2 separate regions of the Homo sapiens genome follow, and region 1 is linked to region 2. A link is a contact called in ENCODE Hi-C or POLR2A ChIA-PET data. All regions are on one chromosome and are shown on one strand. The core of a region is the stretch at or near the end of the contact, and the rest is flanking DNA. Distances in the headings are between cores, read along the strand shown.

What was found. A loop is a pair of places that touch in the nucleus more often than their neighbours do. ChIA-PET counts read pairs that join two places held with the same protein, here RNA polymerase II (POLR2A). Pooled maps may share reads with other maps.
Region 1: a pooled map shows a loop between it and region 2 (2.9-fold over the local background). The contact joins two enhancer-like sites. A Hi-C loop is called at or near these places in 1 of 37 single-sample maps with no recorded cell type and 7 of 50 pooled maps. POLR2A ChIA-PET finds 5 or more read pairs at or near these places in 6 of 52 experiments (AG04450, OCI-LY7, WTC11 and 2 more).

Annotation. Positions count from the first base shown.
Region 1 is chr1:25,740,058-25,746,046 of GRCh38, reverse strand. The region is part of intron 2 of MAN1C1 (mannosidase alpha class 1C member 1); the gene reads right to left. Among named protein-coding and RNA genes, the nearest start is that of SELENON, 57 kb to the left of the region's middle. Within about 2 kb of position 2,391, at least 25 of the 41 ENCODE cell types and tissues checked have a DNase peak (open chromatin) inside an H3K27ac peak, as active enhancers do.
Region 2 is chr1:25,656,449-25,661,901 of GRCh38, reverse strand. All of the region lies in intron 1 of MAN1C1 (mannosidase alpha class 1C member 1), which reads right to left. Among named protein-coding and RNA genes, the nearest start is that of MAN1C1, 42 kb to the right of the region's middle. Within about 2 kb of position 2,586, at least 16 of the 41 ENCODE cell types and tissues checked have a DNase peak (open chromatin) inside an H3K27ac peak, as active enhancers do.

The DNA.
Region 1 (5,989 bases), core at 1,142-3,641, 84 kb before region 2:
GGCGTGAGCCGTGAGCCACCTCATCCAGCCTGGCATACAAAAATCTTTTTTTTTTGGAGACAGAATCTTGTTCTGTCGCTCAGACTGGAGTATAATGGTGCTATCTCAGCTCACTGAGACCTTCATCTCCTGGGTTCAAGCGATTCTCGTGCCTCAGCCTCCCAAGTAGCTGGGATTACAGATGCATGCTACCACACTCAGCTAATTTTTGTATTTTTAGTAGAGAGTGGGTTTCACCATGTTGGCCAAGGCTGGTCTCGAATGCCTGGCCTCAAGTGATCTGCCTGCTTTGGTCTCCCAAAGTGCTGGAATTACAGGCGTGAGCCACTGCACCTGGCCCAAAAATCAACCGTGCCAATCCTCTGTCTCTTCAAGATTAGTTGTAGCTAATAGAGGGTGAACTATGGCTCAAATATAAAATAGGATACCATGCAGTCATCCACGCAGGTGAGGTCGACCTGTGCCTATTTACCTGGGGAGACATCCACGGGATCTTTTTCTTTCTTTCTTTCTTTCTTTTTAAGTAAATTGCAAATAAGAAAAAAACACAGTATAATTCTTATTGTACATCAAAGTGTAAGTGTACAGAACTAAGTCTGGTATGACCCACTGACTACCTCTGAGTGCCGGGATTACAGGTGCCTTTTGATTTCTTCAGCTCATGGGTTACTTTCTTATAACCAGAAACTTATTTCCATTAAAAAAAAAAAAGGAAAGAAAATTTGGGCAAAGAAACCAAACAAATACACAAAGTAAAAATTTGCGGCCATTCTCATTCTAGTGCACGAACCAGCTACGAGGCCTGGCCCCTACCACTGGGCATCAGGCACCTGTCCTGGGAGTAAAGGCTGAGATAAGTGCAAAATGATAGTTTTCCATCCCATGAACCAGACAGAAGAGTAATGAGGAAGACACCCTCTGGCACAACCAGAGCCTTTTGCACTCAGTGCAGAAAACTGTGAAGGTGGAGGGGAGGGAGAAAGGGACATGCCTGCTACTATCTGAAAGGCTTCCTGAAAGAGGTGGCGCCTCCCATCAACTCCTTACAACTATGGAGTCATTGCAGGCAGCAGTAGTTTCCTTTAGGGACCAGAGTGTAACCCTAAGAGGAGTAATTGTTCCTTCAGTGTCCTCCCTGCAGAGGCTGAAAACATTGAGAGTCACAGGCTCCACCTTCCGCAGTGGAAACTCTGGAGCCTGTTGAGCCCACTTGAGTCTGCAGCGTGGGCTTTGCGGCACCTCCTGAATTCAGAGTTAGCCTCTAATCTCCTTAATGAGTGCTTCCTAACTGCTCACTTGTGTTGACTGAAGGCAGAGAATCCTTCTGAAATTCACACACTTAACCACCTCTCTAGGCTGGGCAAGGTCTGAAAAAGGATACAGCCTGGAAAAAGAATGGAAGTGAGGGTGAGAGGGAGGGAGAAGTTAGGAGGAAGATGAGGCTGGAGGTCAAAGAATCTATTACCAGAAGGGAGGGCCCGCCAAGGAGGGAGCAGAGGGCTGGAGGCACCCAGCCCTGTGTCCTGGGATGGGCTGGAGGTCGGAGAATCTATTACCAGAAGGGAGTTCGCCAAGGAGGGAGGAGAAGGCTGGAAGGACCCAGCACTGCGTCCTGGGATGGCTTCCCTGTTTGGGCTGAAGTGAATTTCCAGAATGTCAGCCCCTCCCATGCTTAAGAAGTGGTAGGAAAACACATCCCAAAGCCAAACAGACTTGATCCTTTGCCGGTTCATCCCAGCTGCTTCCCCTGTAGGTGGCAGGGCTGAACAGAGTTCCTGGCCCGTATTCACCCTCTCGAGGTGCTCAAGCAGGGAGGCACTGAGGAGCCCAGGCAGACTGAGCAAAGCAGATCGTGCCCAGCACACAGGGTACAGGCCTGGTGTCCATGCTCCTGGCTGTAGCTCAGGCCCCTTCCTGTTCTATCACAGGACCTCAAACCAGACGTTTGAAGGGCCTGGAAGAATCTGGGGGATCCTGCTGCCCCTACCCCTTCATTGTCATAGATGAAGACCTCAGAGAGGGGATGGGACACACTCAAGATTAGACCAAGGGGGGACTGGCCCAGCCCCAGGCCAAGTGGAATGTGTTTTCCACGCATCAGGCATTGCAGGGCCGCTCAATTCTCTGTGAAAACAGTTGCAGATCTGATTGCTCACCCCACCCCACCCACTCTGATCAGTTACGGATCAAGAGAGGCCCAGGCCGTATGTCCTTCAAGGCCAGGGGAGAGGCAGCCGCAGTGTCTGATTTCTGAATCCTGCCTTGAGCTCCCTGGTGTTTTCACCCCATGCGCCCTTCTTCCTCTAGATCAGGCTGGGAGGGCAGCCAGGACTCCTCGTGACCAGCTCTGCCCCGTGACGTCCCTGGGGACGCTCTATGAGGCCAGCTGAGAAAGCAGCTTGCTAAGAGATTTGTTGGCAAGTTCCTGCCCCTGCTCTCAGGCTCCTGAATCCTTCTCTTGGTTGGTCTCCCACCCCCATTCCCACCTGGCACATGGCTGAGCTGCAGTCCAGCAAGGCACTTACTGGAAAGCCTTTCATTCCAGTCCAGAGGCTACTCAGCGGTCAGGCTGGGCAGGAGAGAAGGCCCTATCCTGAATTCAACCCTATTTGCACCTGCAGCCACCCTGGGGCAGCTCCCCAGGAGGAAAGACACACTCCCTGTTCAGTAAACAGACCATGATTTATACACAAAGAGCCAGCTTGGACGCTTCCCTAGGGCTGTGGCTGGGGCGGGCTCCATGTTGGTCCACTTTCCTGTTCCAGTTCTGAAGCCATGGGGTTCACCCCTTCCTGCTAGTGCAGAAGGCAGTGAGGTGTCTTAGAAATAATACAGGCCCAGAAATCAGCAGCCCCGCGTTCAAATGCCGCTATGAGCCAGCAACACATCTGCTCTAAGCATCAAAGTTCTCATCTATAAAATGAGGTTAAGACCACTGGACCAGGGCACTGGGGAGCCACTGCAGGTTCCTGAGCCAGGATAAATACATCACATACACACCTGGCCTAGATACATCTGATAAATACAACCTATATGCTTGGCACAGACTAAGTGCTTGATAAATCAGTTCATTGAACCGATTGTTCATCAGTTCTGGGGTCCCTTAGTTCACCTTGAAATAGCAGCCTGGCCAGGGAGTGAGGAAGGGCAACGAGGTCAGGGAGACCCTCTTGATCCTTTCCTTTGGGAGGGTTCGGACCTTTGGCTACTGAATAAAGCCTTTGCAAGGCAACCTCACACATAGCTAAGAGGCTGGCTTTGGTGTCAGGGAGATGTTCAAATCCTGGCCTCTTATACCCTAGCTGTGCAATAGGGCAAGCCATTCTACCTCTTTGTGCCTCGTTTCCCTCATCTGCAAAATGGCGGTGACACTAGGACCTGCCTCATAAGGCTCCTGGGAGGGTTAAATGGGGTAGGTTGATGGACAAGGGCTGGCATGATAGTGAGTACATGTGGCCCTCCTTGCCCCTACTGGCACTGGGCAGCCCCTCCACAAAAATCTTCTTGGGTCAGTGAGGCCTTGGGGTGCAACTACATTCCCGGCCCTCTCTCTCACCCTGCAGGGCAACGTGAGCGTGAGATTGCAGCTTGCAAAAACCCTTGGCCCAACTTAAAGGAAAACCGCCCCACAGGTCCCATCTGTATCTGCTGCCGAGGCCATCACTACCTGATCTGGTTGTGTAGTTGCCTCCAAAAGGGTCCTCCTATCTCCAAGACCCCTTCCCTTTACCTCTTATTCACTCTAAAGCCAGATCCAACTTGGGTCTCTCCCCAAGCTCAGGAACTGCCAATGGTTCCTCAGTACCCATGTAGGAAGGGGTGCAAGCTCCTGCTTCCATACCTTGGCAAGTGTGGTCTTCTCTGCCAAGAAATCTTCTCTGTGCATCTTGGCATGTTCAACACTAACATGTTCTTCAAGGTCTACCTCCCAGGGGCAGCCTGAACTGGTTCCACTAGCTAACCTCTTCTTGCCCTGAGAGTGCCCACAGCACTTTCTTGGGCACCCACCACTACCTCCCTGCACTGTGGGGCTTTGCCTCCCTAACTAGACTGTGAGCCCCTTGAGGTCAAGGGTCCCCACTGCCTCTCTCATACCCCTCCCCACCAACCTTCCAGCCTTGTCTCCAAGCATCCCAAAGGTCAGAACCCCCCAACCCAAATGGGCCACTTGCCATTCCCTCCTTACATACCGATACTTTTATGACTCTTCTACAGACTCTGCCAGAACTGCCTTTTCCCATCCCACCTTCTCCTGTGGAAATCTAGGGCCCACCTCTAATGGCTCATTGCCCACAAAGCCATGCATGCAATCTCACCCTCTGATGTCCGGCTTAGAGCCCTTCTTCTGTGAGAGGGTCTTCCCCAGCCCCAATGTCCACATTCTAGGCCCCTACACTGTGCACCTCCACCTCCCCCCATTCTCATCTCATGCTAATGGACTCATGCGTTTCCCTGTCCCTGTCACTTTATAATAGTGGGGACTGTAGTCTGCATCTGTGTCCTCCCCACAGTGGGACGGCAGGAGGGCAGGAGCCAGGCTGGTCTCCGGGTGTCACGGATCCTGGCTCCTTACTGGATCTTGGCCTTCAGGCTGCCATTCTTCCTCTTGCTTCTCCTTCTACCCTGGGATGGCTTCTTCCCAGTCTCCTGTGCTGGTTCCTCCCCATCTCCAGACCTCTAAAGACTGGGGTGCCCTGGGGCTCTGCCTTTGGGCTTCCTTTCTGTCCTCCCTCATTCTCTTAGTGATTTCAAATCTTAAAATCCATCGGCCAGGCACAGTGGCTCACGCCTGTAATCCCAGCACTCTGGGAGGCTGAGGCAGGCGGATCATGAGGTCAGGAGTTTGAGACCAGCCTGGCCAACATAGTGAAACCCTGTCTCTACTAAAAGTCACATATCCAACTCTGCATGCATGTCTCCACTTGAAGGTCTTTGGGCATCGCATGTTTCACTGTCTGAAAGCCAATCCCATGCCTTCCTCCAGACCTGTTCCTTCCAGTCTTCCCCATCTTGATTAACACCAATGTCCTCCTCCCAAGAGCTGTGGCCCCCAACCCTTGACCCTGTCTCACACCCCCTCATCCAGTCCTGCAGCAAATCCTGCTGGCCGTCTCTGCGAGATTTCCAGACACTGCCCACATCTCACCTTCTCCGTGCTACTGCCCTGACCCAGCTACCTCCTCTCTCTTGCATTTATTCCACTGGCTTCCTCCCCGCCCCCTTGGCATCTACCCTTGCCCTTCCCTCTTCCCCGATCCACCCATCTGTCCTCAGCGTTGCAGCCAGAGAGATTTTTTAAAAAATTCAAGTCAGCCGGGCGCGGTGGCTCACGCCTGTAATCCCAGCACTTTGGGAGGCCAAGGCGGGTGGATCACGAGGTCAGGAGATCGAGACCATCCTGGCTAACACAGTGAAACCCCGTCTCTACTAAAAATACAAAAAATTAGCCGGGCATGGTGGCGGGCGCCTATAGTCCCAGCTGCTTGGGAGGCTGAGACAGGAGAATGGCATGAACTCGGGAGGCGGAGCTTGCAGTGAGCCGAGATAGCGCCACTGCACTTCAACCTGGGTGACAGAGCGAGACTCCGTCACAACAACAACGACAACAACAACAACAACAACAACAAAAATTCAAGTCATATCATGCCACTCCTCTGCTCGAAACCCCCCATGGCTCCCATCTGACTGAGAGTTGAAAGCCTTAGTCCTTCCCGTCCCTGGGGCCCTGTGATCTGTCCTGGTTCCCTCACTGCCTCTCCTCCTCCACTTTGGCTGCACGCTGTCCCTTCAGCCTCCACTTCGGCCTCCAAACCTGCTCCTTGCCTAGGCCCTGGTAGCTGCGGGCTACTCTGCTGAAACTGTTCATGCCACTCACTGTCTCCTTGTCTTCTCTGGTTTTCCCCAGCCTTCATCACCAGGGGCATCACGCACGGATCTGCTTTCCCAGCCACTCTGTCTTCTCCTGAGGGGTTGGCTCCTAGGGAGAGAA
Region 2 (5,453 bases), core at 1,337-3,836:
CTTATAGCACCTGATGTGGGGTAGGACTTGTATTTGCAAAACAAATAGATGAGGGAATGAGCAGGCTATCCTGTGATATTTCTTTCATTACATATTTTTAACTCCTTGCAGGTGCAAAGGTTTCATCTTAGATCTCCCTTCAACCCCACACACAGCACTGAGAACAATTAGCAAATCATTACATTGGGAGGAGACATCCCATTTTCACGAACTCTAATAAAACTGTGGCTCTGCTTCCTGCTTCCTGCCTGTCTTCCACAAAGCCAGGCCTCAGTCTCGAGTTCCCAGCTATGCACACATCTCTGCTCAGACCCTGTGCTCAAGCTAAGCCTTGTCTCCTTTGGTGTGAGGTTGAAAGATCCTGCCACAATGGAGGCAGAACTCACCCTCGGTGGGGGAGAGCAAGACACAGAGGGGGACATTTGTGCTCTGGGGAAAAGAGGGAAGAGTTTGAAACTGCATACCATGCCGTTAACATATTTATTTTGCTTATTGTTCCTCTAACTCCACTAGAACAGAATTTGTATTTTGGGTCTGTCTTGTTCATTGCTGTGTCCCTGGTGCCTGGCACATAGTCCACACTGGATACTTATTTGTTAAATAAATGAGTCAGTGAATGAAATGGGACTCGGGCAAGACAGTAAAAGGAAATAGCCAGGAGCAAAGGCATAGAGGTGATGAAATACATGGGCCACGCAGCACAGCTGCATCCAGCAGTGTGCGGTTTAACAACTAACCCTCTGCATGTAGCTCCAACATGGGCGATGGTTGATATTTTCATGTACCTTAACAAATAAAACTGAAATTAAAAAAAAAAACAGAATTTCATGTGTTTATCAATGATGTGAGCCACTTCTTTGCTGAATTGGATGGTAAGTTTTGAATACTGTCATTTACAATGACACACTTTTGGCCAGGCATGGTGGCTCACACCTGTAATGCCAGCACTTTGGGAGGCTGAGGCAGGAGGATCACTTGAGCCCAGAAGTTTGAGACCAGCCTGGGCAACATGGTGAAACCCCATCTCTACAAAAAATAAAAAAATTAGCTGGGCATGGTTGCATGCACCTGTGGTCCCAGCTACTTGGGAGGCTGAGGTGGGAGGACCCCTTGAGCCCAGGAGTTCGAATCTGCAGTGAGCCATGACTGCACCACAGCACTCCAGCCTGGGTGATAGAGTAAGAGTCTGTCTCAAAAATGGAGTTTCAGGCCGGGCATGGTGACTCACACCTGTAATCCCAGCACTTTTGGGAGGCCGAGGCGGGCGGATCACGAGGTCAGGAGATCAAGACCATCCTGGGCTAATGCGGTGAAACCCCGTCTCTACTAAAAATACAAAAAATTAGCCAGGCATGGTGGCAGACACCTGTAGTCCCAGCTATTCGGGAGGCTGAGGCAGGAGAATGGTGTGAACCTGGGAGGCGGAGCTTGCAGTGAGCCGAGATGGCACCACTGCACTCCAGCCTAGGCGACACTCAAAAAAAAAAAAAAAAAAAAAAAAAAAAGGAATTTCACTCTTGTTGCCCAAGCTAGAGTGCAATGGCGCGATCTCAGCTCACCGCAACCTCTGTCTCCCAAGTTCAAGTGATTCTCCTGCTTCAGCCTCACGAGTAGCTGAGATTACAGGCATGTGCCACCACGCCCAGCTAATTTTGTATTTTTAGTAGAGACGGGGTTTCTCCATGTTGGTCAGGCTGGTCTCAAACTCCTGACCTCAGGTGATCCGCCCACCTTGGCCTCCCAAAGTGCTGGGACTACAGGCGTGAACCACCACACTGGGCCATATATAAACACTTAAGTTTAATCTGATTAGCATTCTCTCTATCACTTTCCTAAGTCTAGGCAATTATCAAAACAATAAATCAAACCCAAGTTTATAGTGTTTGCCAATTTCTGTGGCAAACAGAAATATTCCCACCAGGGCTGATTTAGAGCTACCAACATGATGTCACTGAACATGGATTTGGTGTGGGCTGCGACATATCATTATACATAGATACAACAGGTGAAATAGATAAATAATACAGTAAAACAATCAGGAAGGGATGAGTTTTGAGTATTGGCTACCCTTGTTTTTAATTTATTTAACTATAATTTTATATAATTTGTTTTTAAAGAATGGCTATTATTAACCATTGGCACACAACATTTCTGAAAATTTAACAACTGGCTCTCAGGAGTCATCCCTGAGTGCATCCTACAGGCAGACCAAGCCTTGCTTTGGGCACTGGCAAAGCTGGAGTCCAGGAGATTCTGCTTCAATGGACTCACCTGGGACTGCACAATTAGAAATGCTAGAAAGAAGCTACATCAATGTTTGTACAACATGTAACTTTTATCACTAAAAAAGAAAGATTTCTTTTGAATTATATTTTAGGCTCCATAATCTCCCCCAGGTTTAGGGATTCTAAAAGTCATGTTCTGGCCACATCCCAGGCCTGCTCAGTTCCTGGAGGGAAGAGCTTGAGAAAGAGGTAGCCAGCACTGTGCTTTTTACATAAGGAAGTATGTAATGTAGGAAACTGCAGTCTGAGGACCAAAGCAGCAGCTCCCTGGAGGTCATCCAGGTGAGACGTATTTCTAGGTCTGACGTAAGGGTCGGGGGCAGAGCCAAGGCTGCTACAGAAATAGAACTGTAAGCCCCAGGGAGTGTGGGGAGATAACCCTGGAGACAAGCCACCTAGAACCAAACAGCCTTGACTCTGAAGGCTTCCCAGGATGCTGGCTCAGCAACAGGACAAACCAATCCCCAACCCGAGTCACATCCAAGTCCCAGCTGGGTACAGCTGGGCTTAGATCAGGGAACATCCGAGGCAGGCGGGTGCCTTCGCAGCTCCAGTCCTTCCTCAGCCTTGCAACAGCCTCCTGCTCTTCCCAGTGCATCCCCTCTGGGCAGCAGGCTCAGGCACGACGCAGGGGTGTCTGGCAGGGCCAGGGCCACTGATGCTGCTGCTGGCCAGGACTGAAAAATGCAGACTGCAGGCAACATAAGCAAGCAGGACAACCCCGCTCAGATTGTGTGTGTGTGTAAAGTTTGATGGAACTGCACGGGCTGGGGGCGTCTGGGGAAGTATCTATAAGTGGCAATCGGCTGAGCAGCTGGGAGGAACTTCAGAGAAGAGACAGAATATTAAGAGGTGAGTTTGGGGCTGGGCGCAGTGGTTCACGCCTATAATCCCAACACTTTGGGAGGCTGAGGAGGGCAGATCACTTGACCTCATGAATTCAAGACGAGCCTGGGCAACATGGTGAAACCCTTGTCTCTACATAAAACACAAAAAAAATTAGTCAGGTATGGTGGCATGCGCCTGTAGTCCCAGCTACAGGGGAGGCTGAGGTGGCAGGATGGTTTGAGCCTGGGAGGCAGAGGTTGCAGTGAGCTGAGATGGTGCCACTGTATTCTAGCCTAGGCGAGAGAGCCAGACCGCGTTTAAAAAAAAAGAAGCAGCAGCAAGTTTGGATGTGTCTCCTTACTAGGCTCATTCCAAGCCTGGGGCCACCTGCCTTCACTCCCCATGAAGCCTCGAGTCCCCTCCCACTCATGCTAGCCCTTAGGGTCTATGGTTTGGGATAACCAAGGGCTTCACTCTAGATTCATAGCCTGGCTCCAGGTTCACAACCTGACACTGCCACTTTCAAGCTGTGTAACTCTGGGCACGCTGTTTAACACCTCTGAGCCTCAGCTTGCTCACCACTGTGAAGGTGAACAGTTTATGGGAAAGGCCCACCCTCTGCAGCAGTCACTGAGTTTTGATTTTGAATTTCTAATATCTACTAGGCCACCCTGCACAGGACCAGGGGCTCCCAGAGAGCAGGAAAGGTGGTCTCATCTTCAGACAGGTCAAGGCCAGGGGGCAGGGCAGCAGGCAAGGAGATGGTGTAGAGCACCACAGGGCCTTGGCTGGAAATGCTGAGGTTGGTGAGCCCTGAAAGTGAGCAGTGGTCCGGCTGGTGGGTCACGCTGTGTGTGTGTCCATCCACTTCCTTCCATCCACACACAGGCTCAGCCTGGGGTTCATATCCCTGGGGCCTCAATGCAGAGCAAGCAACTCACTAAGAGTTACATGGGTGTTTTCATTCTAGTGAGGATGATATATACAAGGCGCTGGTAGCCAGTAATAACTTACTGAGGCCAAAGCCCCCATGGGTAACAGGGCATGACAAAAGGTTCCCATGTTCCCAGGGCCTGTCATCTTGTTTGTCTATGGCTCCGGCTGTATCAATCTCCTTTTTGTGTGTTTGTCAAAGGGCAGCCCCCAAACCCCCAAATGGGACATAAATAGAACTGAAGTACAACAAGCTACTATATTCTCAGCACAGGGAGTGTGAAGCCCTTAGTCTTAAAGTGACAAATGGGTAGGAAATTATTTCTTGCTAAAGAATAATGAGGAGCATAAATTGCTTCTGTGTGCGGATGATTCACTAGAAGGTAGGCACCTCCGGCTGCAAGAGGAAGGCACCACCACTTCAAGCCTCAGGGCCACGCTTCATGGCTTTCCCCCTACATCAAGCACCACCACCCAGCTGCATCCTGGCCAGGCTGGCCTGATAACCCTTGCCCTTCCTTCTCCCCAGCCTCTGGGGAAGAGGCACTGAGAAAGGCGTGGGGAAGGGCAGTCTGCTCAGTCTGAAAGCTCCTTTACTCCTAGAAAAGGGTTTTCAGGACCCAGAACTGTGCCCTGGGTAATGGTAAGCATGGCTGTGGCAGGCTCTCCTTAGAAGGCTGAGGGCCCCAGGCAGGAGACCTTTCCCCTGCTTGGTTAAGACCCAAGGTTGGGGCTGGGCGCGGTGGCTCACGCCTGTAATCCCAGCACTTTGGGAGGCCAAGGAGGGTGGATCATGAGGTCAGGAGATCGAGACCATCCTGGCTAACACGGTGAAACCCCGTCTCTACGAAAAATACAAAAAATTAGCCGGACATGGTGGCGGGTGCCTGTAGTCCCAGCTACTCGGGAGGCTGAGGCGGGAGAACGGTGTGAACCCAGGAGGCGGAGCTTGAAGTGAGTCAAGATCGCGCCACTGCACTCCAGCCTGGGTGACAGAGCAAGATTCCATCTCAAAAAAAAAAAAAAAGACGCAAGGTTGGTCTATCTTTCCATCTCTCTCTCCATCTCTCTCCCCTCCTTGGCTACTCCCTGAATAGCAAACCTGAACAGCTAGCAAGATGCCAGCTTGGGCAGGACCCAACATGTGTCTTCTCCTTTAATTTTACTTCTAACAGCACTTTCAAGTGAACCACTGCAATTAAGCAGGCTTAAGCACAGCCTGACATACAGCAGAAAGACACACACAGAAGATTAACCACAGAAGGTAGAGACCCCGGAAGGAATTCAACACTCAGGCTTATTTATCCAAACATGAAGCTGACCCTGTAACATTGAAGAAAGTATTTCAGTGAACACTTGGGCAAAGCACTATCAAAGCAGGCAACTCAGCCGCCCAGTGCAGGCGCC